Linked DNA regions of Mus musculus: regions 1 and 3 are each linked to region 2. A link is a loop called in an ENCODE intact Hi-C map of the cell type or tissue named here. Cell type or tissue: heart. All regions are shown on one strand.

The links. Hi-C counts contacts between places; a loop is a spot of excess contacts. Peaks named below come from ENCODE experiments on the same cell type or tissue, not always from the same donor. Only the 100,000 strongest peaks of a DNase experiment are listed, where the experiment ranks them.
Region 1: it touches region 2 in a loop (12-fold over the local background); 3 of 42 quality-filtered maps call a loop at or near these places.
Region 3: it touches region 2 in a loop (2.5-fold over the local background); 2 of 42 quality-filtered maps call a loop at or near these places.

The regions. Positions count from the first base shown.
Region 1 is chr6:113,603,291-113,605,790 of GRCm38, reverse strand. It overlaps Brk1 (BRICK1, SCAR/WAVE actin-nucleating complex subunit), which reads right to left and starts at 1,019. Exons shown (of 3, transcript NM_133937.1): 1 at 895-1,019. The coding sequence starts at 1,012. In heart, a CTCF peak has its summit at 1,235; a DNase peak (open chromatin) is centred at 1,090; H3K4me3 peaks cover 1,676 bases; H3K27ac peaks cover 1,657 bases.
Region 2 is chr6:113,482,162-113,484,661 of GRCm38, reverse strand. Il17rc (interleukin 17 receptor C) reads right to left here. Exons shown (of 18, transcript NM_178942.1): 17 at 2,284-2,379; 18 at 1,499-2,165. The coding sequence ends at 1,543. It overlaps Creld1 (cysteine-rich with EGF-like domains 1), which reads right to left and starts at 1,306. Exons shown (of 10, transcript NM_133930.2): 1 at 586-1,306; 2 at 85-167. The coding sequence starts at 759. In heart, no CTCF peak of the experiment used is centred here; DNase peaks (open chromatin) are centred at 701 and 1,371; H3K4me3 peaks cover 2,432 bases; H3K27ac peaks cover 2,135 bases.
Region 3 is chr6:113,325,680-113,328,179 of GRCm38, reverse strand. It overlaps Ogg1 (8-oxoguanine DNA-glycosylase 1), which reads right to left and starts at 1,204. Exons shown (of 7, transcript NM_010957.4): 1 at 818-1,204. The coding sequence starts at 954. In heart, no CTCF peak of the experiment used is centred here; a DNase peak (open chromatin) is centred at 1,359; H3K4me3 peaks cover 2,389 bases; H3K27ac peaks cover 1,711 bases.

The DNA.
Region 1 (2,500 bases), 120 kb before region 2:
ACTTAGGACTCATCGGGTCTTTAGCTAGAAAATATACGATTCACTTTAATTTTTTTCAAAATACAGCACTTTCTCCCCAAGATGCTGAAAGTTGCTAATTAGTAGAACCAAAGCACTCTAGTGAAAAAGATCACTGGATGCCATCTGCACGTCTTGTATTGTGTAAGAAGGTCCCTGAAAGAACCCTTCCGGAGACCATAAGAAGTCTGTAACAGGTTTTCAGTCCAGAAGGCTAGGAACGCACGCAGAAAGAAATCAAGACTGTCACTAGCCGGCCACACCTAGGAATAGTTTTTTGGAAAAGTGGACTCTGCTGAAACCATCTGCCCTGTAAAATCCGAGGAGCCAGACAGAAGCATCCAGAGCACCTACCATGAAGCAGATACAGGGCTAGAAAAGCCATTCCCAAGGCCCGAGCGGGCCCCATCCCTTACAACCCTCAGCACTAGCACCAAATCGAGCCGGGGATGAATGAACCTGCCGGGAGTGGTTAAACGGGAGCAATAGAAGGCATGACATCAAAGGGGTTCGGACTTCTTCCTGAAGGAGATGGACAACGAGCAGGAGTCTCTCAACAGTAAGCGCGACCGTGACCGTGACACGGCTGCGCACTGCCTGCCAAGTGAAGACTGGCACGGAAGCGCGGCGCAAACCGGGGCGGATGATGGATGGGCCTAAGAGGCTGGACAGTGGGCGTGCTGACGAGCGCAAGTGGGGCATGGCAACGGGCAGGGTAGACCCTCGGAAACGGCCCAGTGAGGCTCGGGGTGAGGGCACTGGGGCCGGCGGGCAGCCAAAGAGGAAGCGAGTAGCCAGGGCGGCGCGCCTCTCCTCCCCGCCGCCGGCCGCCTCCCAGGCCTCCCTCCTCCCAGCCTCCCCTGCTCGCCCGCTGACCGAAAGAGTTGAGAAAGTCTGAGATTTTCTTGATGCTGCTGGTGATGATCTCAATGTACTCCCGGTTCGCCCAGTCCTGGTGAATCTCCCGCTGCACCGGATCCTCTTGTCCCGCCATGGCGGCCGCCTGAGGAAGAGTGACTGCGCAGGCGCCGCGACCTCTACAGGCCTCCAGCGCGCCTGCGCCGCCAGCCAGTACCCGAGTGTTCGAGCCCCAGAAAGGGCTGGCAGAGCGACGCGCGTGCGCACTCTAATCCCTGCGCTCTAGCTTGGCTCCCACGCTGGGGTAAACAAGATTCCTCCACTCGCGATGTGAAGACTAAGAGCTACCCTGTCCCCGGTTACAAGCACCCGCTGACCACTAGCGGATCTTGTCGTTAGGGGGCGCCCACACATTCCCACCTCCGCCTAAGGGTTGCTCCAAGCTCTCTTGCACCTTGTTAGCTGTGATGGGCACAGTCCACGAATCCCGTTTATTCAGAATGCTTGTCATGCTTGGGTCACAACTCTGTTCATTCTCGTTTTCTTTTAAAATTTGTTGTTGTTGTTGTTTTTCGAGACAGGGTCTCTCTGTGTAGTCTTGGCTGTCCTTGTACTCCCTCTGTAGACCAGGCTGGCCTCGAACTCACAGAGATCAGCCTGCCTTTCCCTCCGGAGTGCTGAGATTAAAAATGTGGCCACCACCGCCAGGTTAAAATTATTTTATTCGTATTATATGTGAGCGCTTACGTGGCACAACACGCGGGCGGAAGTTACAGGACAACTTGCAGGAGTGGGTTCCTCACCTTCCATCTTGTGGGACTGAACACTCAGATCATCAGCTTCAGTGTCTTTATTGTTCGAGGTGTCCCACCAACTCTGAATCTCCATATTTACCAAATGAGCAAAATACTTTTCTTTCTTTCTTTCTCTTCTCTCTCTTTCTCTCTCTTTCTCTCTCTTTCTCTCTCTTTCTCTCTCTTTCTCTCTCTTTCTCTCTCTTTCTCTCTCTTTCTCTCTCTTTCTCTCTCTTTCTCTCTTTCTCTCTCTTTCTCTCTCTTTCTCTCTCTCTTTCTCTCTCTTTCTCTCTCTTTCTCTCTTTCTCTCTCTTTCTCTCTCTTTCTCTCTCTTTCTCTCTCTTTCTCTCTCTTTCTCTCTCTTTCTCTCTCTTTCTCTCTCTTTCTCTCTCTTTCTCTCTCTTTCTCTCTCTTTCTCTCTCTTTCTCTCTCTTTCTCTCTCTTTCTCTCTCTTTCTCTCTCTTTCTCTCTCTTTCTCTCTCTCTCTCTCTCTTTCTCTCTCTCTTTCTCTCTCTCTTTCTTTCTCTCTTTCTTTCTTTCTTTCTTTCTTTCTTTCTTTCTTTCTTTCTTTCTTTCTTTCTTTCTTTCTTTCTTTCTTTCTTTCTTTCTTTCTTTTTCCAAATCAGGGTTTGTCTGTGTAGCCCTGGCTGTCCTAGAACTCACTTTGTAGACCAGGCTGGCCTCGAACTCAGATATCCGCCTGTCTCTGCCTCCCGAGTGCTGGCATGCGCCACCACGCCAAGCTGCCAAATACATTTTTAATGCTAATACCCAATGATGGACCGGCTGAAGCAAAATGGTAAGTCACAGTGTAAACTCATTCCATTTCT
Region 2 (2,500 bases):
GCGAAATGCTTCCGCAGAGAATCTATCCAACATCATCAACAGAAACCCAGAGTTGGGGTAGATACCCTGCCCCCACCTTCTTACCTGTCTTTGTATTTGGACAACTTCTCTTCCTCCCAGGCCGTGTTTCCACCCCCGAAGTTGTCCCGGATGGTTCTCTCCAGGCCCTGCATATGGAAGAAATTAGGAATATCTAAGTACAGAGCTAGACACATTCATTTGGATTTTTTATTAGTTTGTTTTTTGTTTTGTTGTTGTTTCTGAAACAAGGTTTCTCTGCATAGTCCTGGCTGTCCTGGAACTTGGTCTGTAGACCAGGATGCCCTGGAACTCAGAGATCCACCTGCCTCTGCCTCCCCAGTGCTGGGACTAAAGGAATGTGCCGGCACTCCCGGCCTAACATTCTAACATTTCATTATTTTATGTTATTGACCAGAAAACTGAGGCACTGTGACACACCTTACCCAAATGCCATACAGTTAAAGCCAGCAACCCACACTGGGACTAGACACCATGCAGATTTGCAGAGAGAGCTCCCTGCTCTCCAATAATGGGCCCCTCCCTCGTGGCTATTAGTGCACCCACCTTGTTGAAGTTGTCCACCAGTGCCCGGCAGGTATGACACGGATGGGGCTCAGCTCGGGGAGAAGGATGGGGAGGAGGAGAGGGTTGGAGCCAGACAGGTCCTGGGAGGCTCAGAAACAGGCTCAAGCACCAGAGCAGAGATGGGACCAGGCCCCTTGGGGGCAGTGGAGCCATCTTTTCCCAGGCTGGGGACGTGCAGATAGAGGGCAGGGGGAGGGTTCACTGGAGAAGCCAGGCTGTAAGGGAGGAAAGCGAGGCGCCTTGGGGCTCAGAGCCCCAGACCTACGTAATTACAAAACGAGGATAAACTGGGGTAGTGGAAGCAGAGGCGCTGGAAGGGGTGAAAGAGCCTAATCTACGATTCCAGCAGAGAAATTATTTCTCCGTTACCGTAGGGGGAGGTGGCCGGGATCGCGGGCAAAAGAATAAGCGTCAGCCCATTGTTTTAGGGTCTCAGTGAGTTATTAGGGGCCAAAATTAGAGAGAGGGTTGGATCCCAAAATATTCCGAGAGAAAGGCGGATGGGCGGTCCTGGAGGAGGAGCCCGGATCCGGATATGAAGAGAAGGGGTCAAGTTCAGAGCCTCTTTGGGAGATGGAGGCACAGCCTGAAACAGGACTGGGAGGATCCAAACCCTGCTAGACCTTAGAGGAGGAGGGAAAAAAAAAAAAAAAAAGTCCCCGCCTCCGCCCCGGGCGCTGTGGGCCGAGTCGCCTCAAAGCCACCGCCTCCGTAAAAAGTACACCCTTCTTCAACGCCGCAGTCCGGAGGGCGGGGCCTTCTCCCAGCCAATTATGGAAAGCCATGTGCCATGGCGTCACCCTACACTAGCCAACCAGAAGCGGCTCCGGGCTGCACCTGTCCGGGCTTTAAAGGGCAGCGGGGTTAAAGGCTCTGTTAGCGGGTCCTCGGAACAGATACACGAGTGCTACTTGGTTAGGAATACTGTATCGGCTTTTATTCTAGTGTAGTGCAGGGTCCCAGGTCCCATTCCTCGCAGCAGCCTGGGGCTTCCGAGCTAGAAGTACAGCTGTCCAGGGCGGACCGCAGCGCCTGGGTCACTCGTTCCACCCGGTCCGCGGGTCGCCCCGCGGAAGTGGAGCAGCCTCCCTGCAGTGCATCCAGGAAAGCCGGCAGCTGCGAGGGCAGGGAGAAGAGCGGGGCGACGCGGAACGGGGAGGGCACAGAGTCTGGGTGCAGCAGCCCGTCGAAGTAGACCCCGACGTAGCGGCCGGTCGCCCGGCCTTGCAGGAAATCGGGTAGCACGCAGCTGAGCCAGGCGGCGAGGGCGTCATGCGGCCCGGGCTCCACTGTCTGGAGCTGCAGCCACTGCTGACACTGCGCCACGGCCGCGGGCGAGAAGAGAAGGATTACCACGCCACCCTCCTGCAGGATACGGCGTCGCTGGTGGTGGAACCAGGCTAGGGCTCCGTGCGCGCTCAGCTCGCGGCGGCTCCACAGGTCCACGGCCACGCGCAGTGGCATCTGGCTCAACGCGGACGCCAGTGCTCCCACCAGACGCTCGTAGCCCGCTCCGTCGGCGGAGTGGAGGAGCAAGGCCGTGCGGGAGCCACGGGCCGCTACAGGGATAGTGGAGCCTGTGAGGGTGAGCCCGGACCTGCCTTCCCTCCACCCAATTGAGCCCCAGCGCCACTGTTTGAGACTGTCCTTGGGAAACCAGGACAGGAAAGCACTCACCTTTCCTGCGGTCCTTTTTTAGAAGGAGGAAGAAGAAAAGCGCCGCAGCCAAGAGTAGGCAGGCCAGCCATACTAGGACCCAGCGCCTGTGGATGTCTGGAATAGACAGGGGAAAATAATGGGCTAGTAAGAAACCTTTATCTTTTACTCCACCTTATCGGAGGAGAAAAAAAATGAGTCTATATACATGAAGTGATCTGCCCCAAAGTCGCATTTG
Region 3 (2,500 bases), 160 kb after region 2:
CTGGCTGACCTGGAACTCACTCTGTAGACCAGGCTGGCCTCAAACTCAGAAATCTGCCTGCCTCTGCCTGCCAAGTGCTGGGATTAAAGGCATGTGCCACCACTGCCCGGCTAGTTTTCTTTCTTTCTTTCTTTTTTAAGATTTATTTATTTATTTATTTATTTATATGTAAGGACACTGTCCCTGTCTTCAGACACACCAGAACAGGGCATCAGATCTCATTATGGATGGTTGTGAGCCACCATATGGTTGCTTGGAATTAAACTCAGGACCTCCAAAAGAGCAGTCAGTGCTCTTAACCACTGAGCCATCTCTCCAGCCGCCCCCCCCCCCCCCCCCGCTAGTTTTCATCTTTTTGTTTGTTTGTTTTTTCGAGACAGGGTTTCTCTGTATAGCCCTGGCTGTCCTGGAACTCACTTTGTAGACCAGGCTGGCCTCAAACTCAGAAATCCACCTGCCTCTGCCTCCCGAGTGCTGGGATTAAAGGCGTGTGCCACCACCCCCGGTGTAGTTTTCATCTTAAAAATAAAAAAGAAGCGGTACTGGGGATTGAACCAAGAGCCAAGTGCGTGAAAAGCAAGCACTCTTATTACTGAGTGCATCCCTCAGCTTCCCCCACTGATTTTTATTGCATGGTCCTCATAATCCTGCACAGTCATCACCTCTACTTCCTAAAGAAGGTTAAAAGGCAAACCACCGGTGCTTAGACTCCAAAATGTACTCTCATCTATTGCTCCCAACATTCTCTGTATCCCGAGTGGGCAGCACTGAGAAGTCAACATCCTAGGGAACAGTCCTCCCAAGTGCAGTCACTCACCGGAAGGACTGTCCAGAAGCTAAAACCAAGTCCAGACGCAGCTCAGAGCGTGGACACGGGATAGAGGCCCAGAGGGCCGGGCTGGAGCTTAGGGTGCGATGTCTCATGCTGCTAGGCAGCCAGGAACGGAATAACATTCGGCTAGCAGCCCCAGCCCATTACGGCACTGTCCAATCAGAACTCGACTTTCCCAAGTCCTAAAGCCTCGCACACAAGTGACCACACACACCGGGAGTGTAGCACCGTGGGTCCTAGCTTATGGGTCCGGTGTAATTTTAATTTGAGTCCCTGTTGAATGAATTTCCCTCTCCTCGTAGGAAAGCCTCTCGCACACCACCAAACCCCTAAACGCCCCACTCCGCTCTCCCGTGCAGCACGCCCCGCCTCTTCCTCCGGACGTGGCCCCGCCCCCAGGACCTCCCGGCGCGCGCCTCCTCCTCCTGCGCAGCCCTCGAGGTTTGGAAAGGCGCGCCAGTATGGTTCTTCCGGGTCCCAGTTTACTCCCACCGGAAGTAGATCCTTGCTCCCGCTTATTTGACCCTAGAGGTAGCCAATCCGAGAAGAAAGTACGAAGCACCAATGAGAACTCGGGAGTGCCGGAGTGGGCGGGCCTGTGAGGTGGGAGCGGTTGGCCTGCTGGCCTCGCTGCTTGGCGATTGGCTGCCAGAGACCCGGCTCTGCCATTTCAGGGCTTTCGGTGCAATCTCAGGGCCTGCCTGCAACTTCTCGTGCTGGCCCGCACTGGAGCCACATCATTGCGGGGCGTAGTGGTACACACCGGTCGTCCCAGAACTCGGTAGGCAGAGGCGGGAGGCACGTTTGAAGCTTAACTAGGCTGGGCTTCATGGCGAGACTCTGTCTCAAGAAATAAACCGAAAGAATCTCATCCTCCCCTGCTCAAGCCTTTCTCCACCGAGCCTCTTCTGAGGCAGTGATTTTTCAGCGCTGTCCCCTCCACGTCTTGTCAGGAGGCCCCGAATGCGCCATCTCGGGCTTCCCAGGCTTCAGAGGCCAGTCTCAGGTTTGCTCGCCCTGGCTACAGCCTGCGGCACAGCTACCCGCTCCAGTCCGAGCGTGGAGAGATGGGCTTTCTTTGGAGTTCACTCCGTCCAAATGCCAGTGTGTGGCTCTAGGCAGCCTAAGGGACCAACACAACCAGCACCAGCCACCTTGTTCCAAAAAGGACTATATCATTTATAATTTTTTAAGACAAAAAAAGAATGCTTAGGCTAAGAAATATGAACTTCAGCCGGGCAGTTATGGCGCATGACTTTAATCCCAGCACTTTGGGAGGCAGAGGCAGGCAGATTTCTGAGTTTGAGGCCAGCCTGGTCTACAGAGTGAGTTCTAGGACAGCCAGGGCAACACAGAGAAACCCTGTCTCCAAAAACAAACAAAAAAAGAAAAGAAAAAAAGAAAGAAAGAAACATGAACTTCGGACACTAGTTTGACACACTAGGGCATTTTCCATCAAGCAGAGAAATTTTCGGGTTGTGCCTAAATTATTGGACTACAGACTCAAGGGCAGGGCTGGATGCTGATTAGTGTGTGTGTGTGTGTGTCTACAGAAAGGCACAGCACACCTGCTAGAACACTATTAACCAACATCAAACAAACTGGGTCTTTTGTCTCAGTTTCATTAAGCAGTAGCTGTAAGGCTCTCAGCATCCATGTTTTACTGTG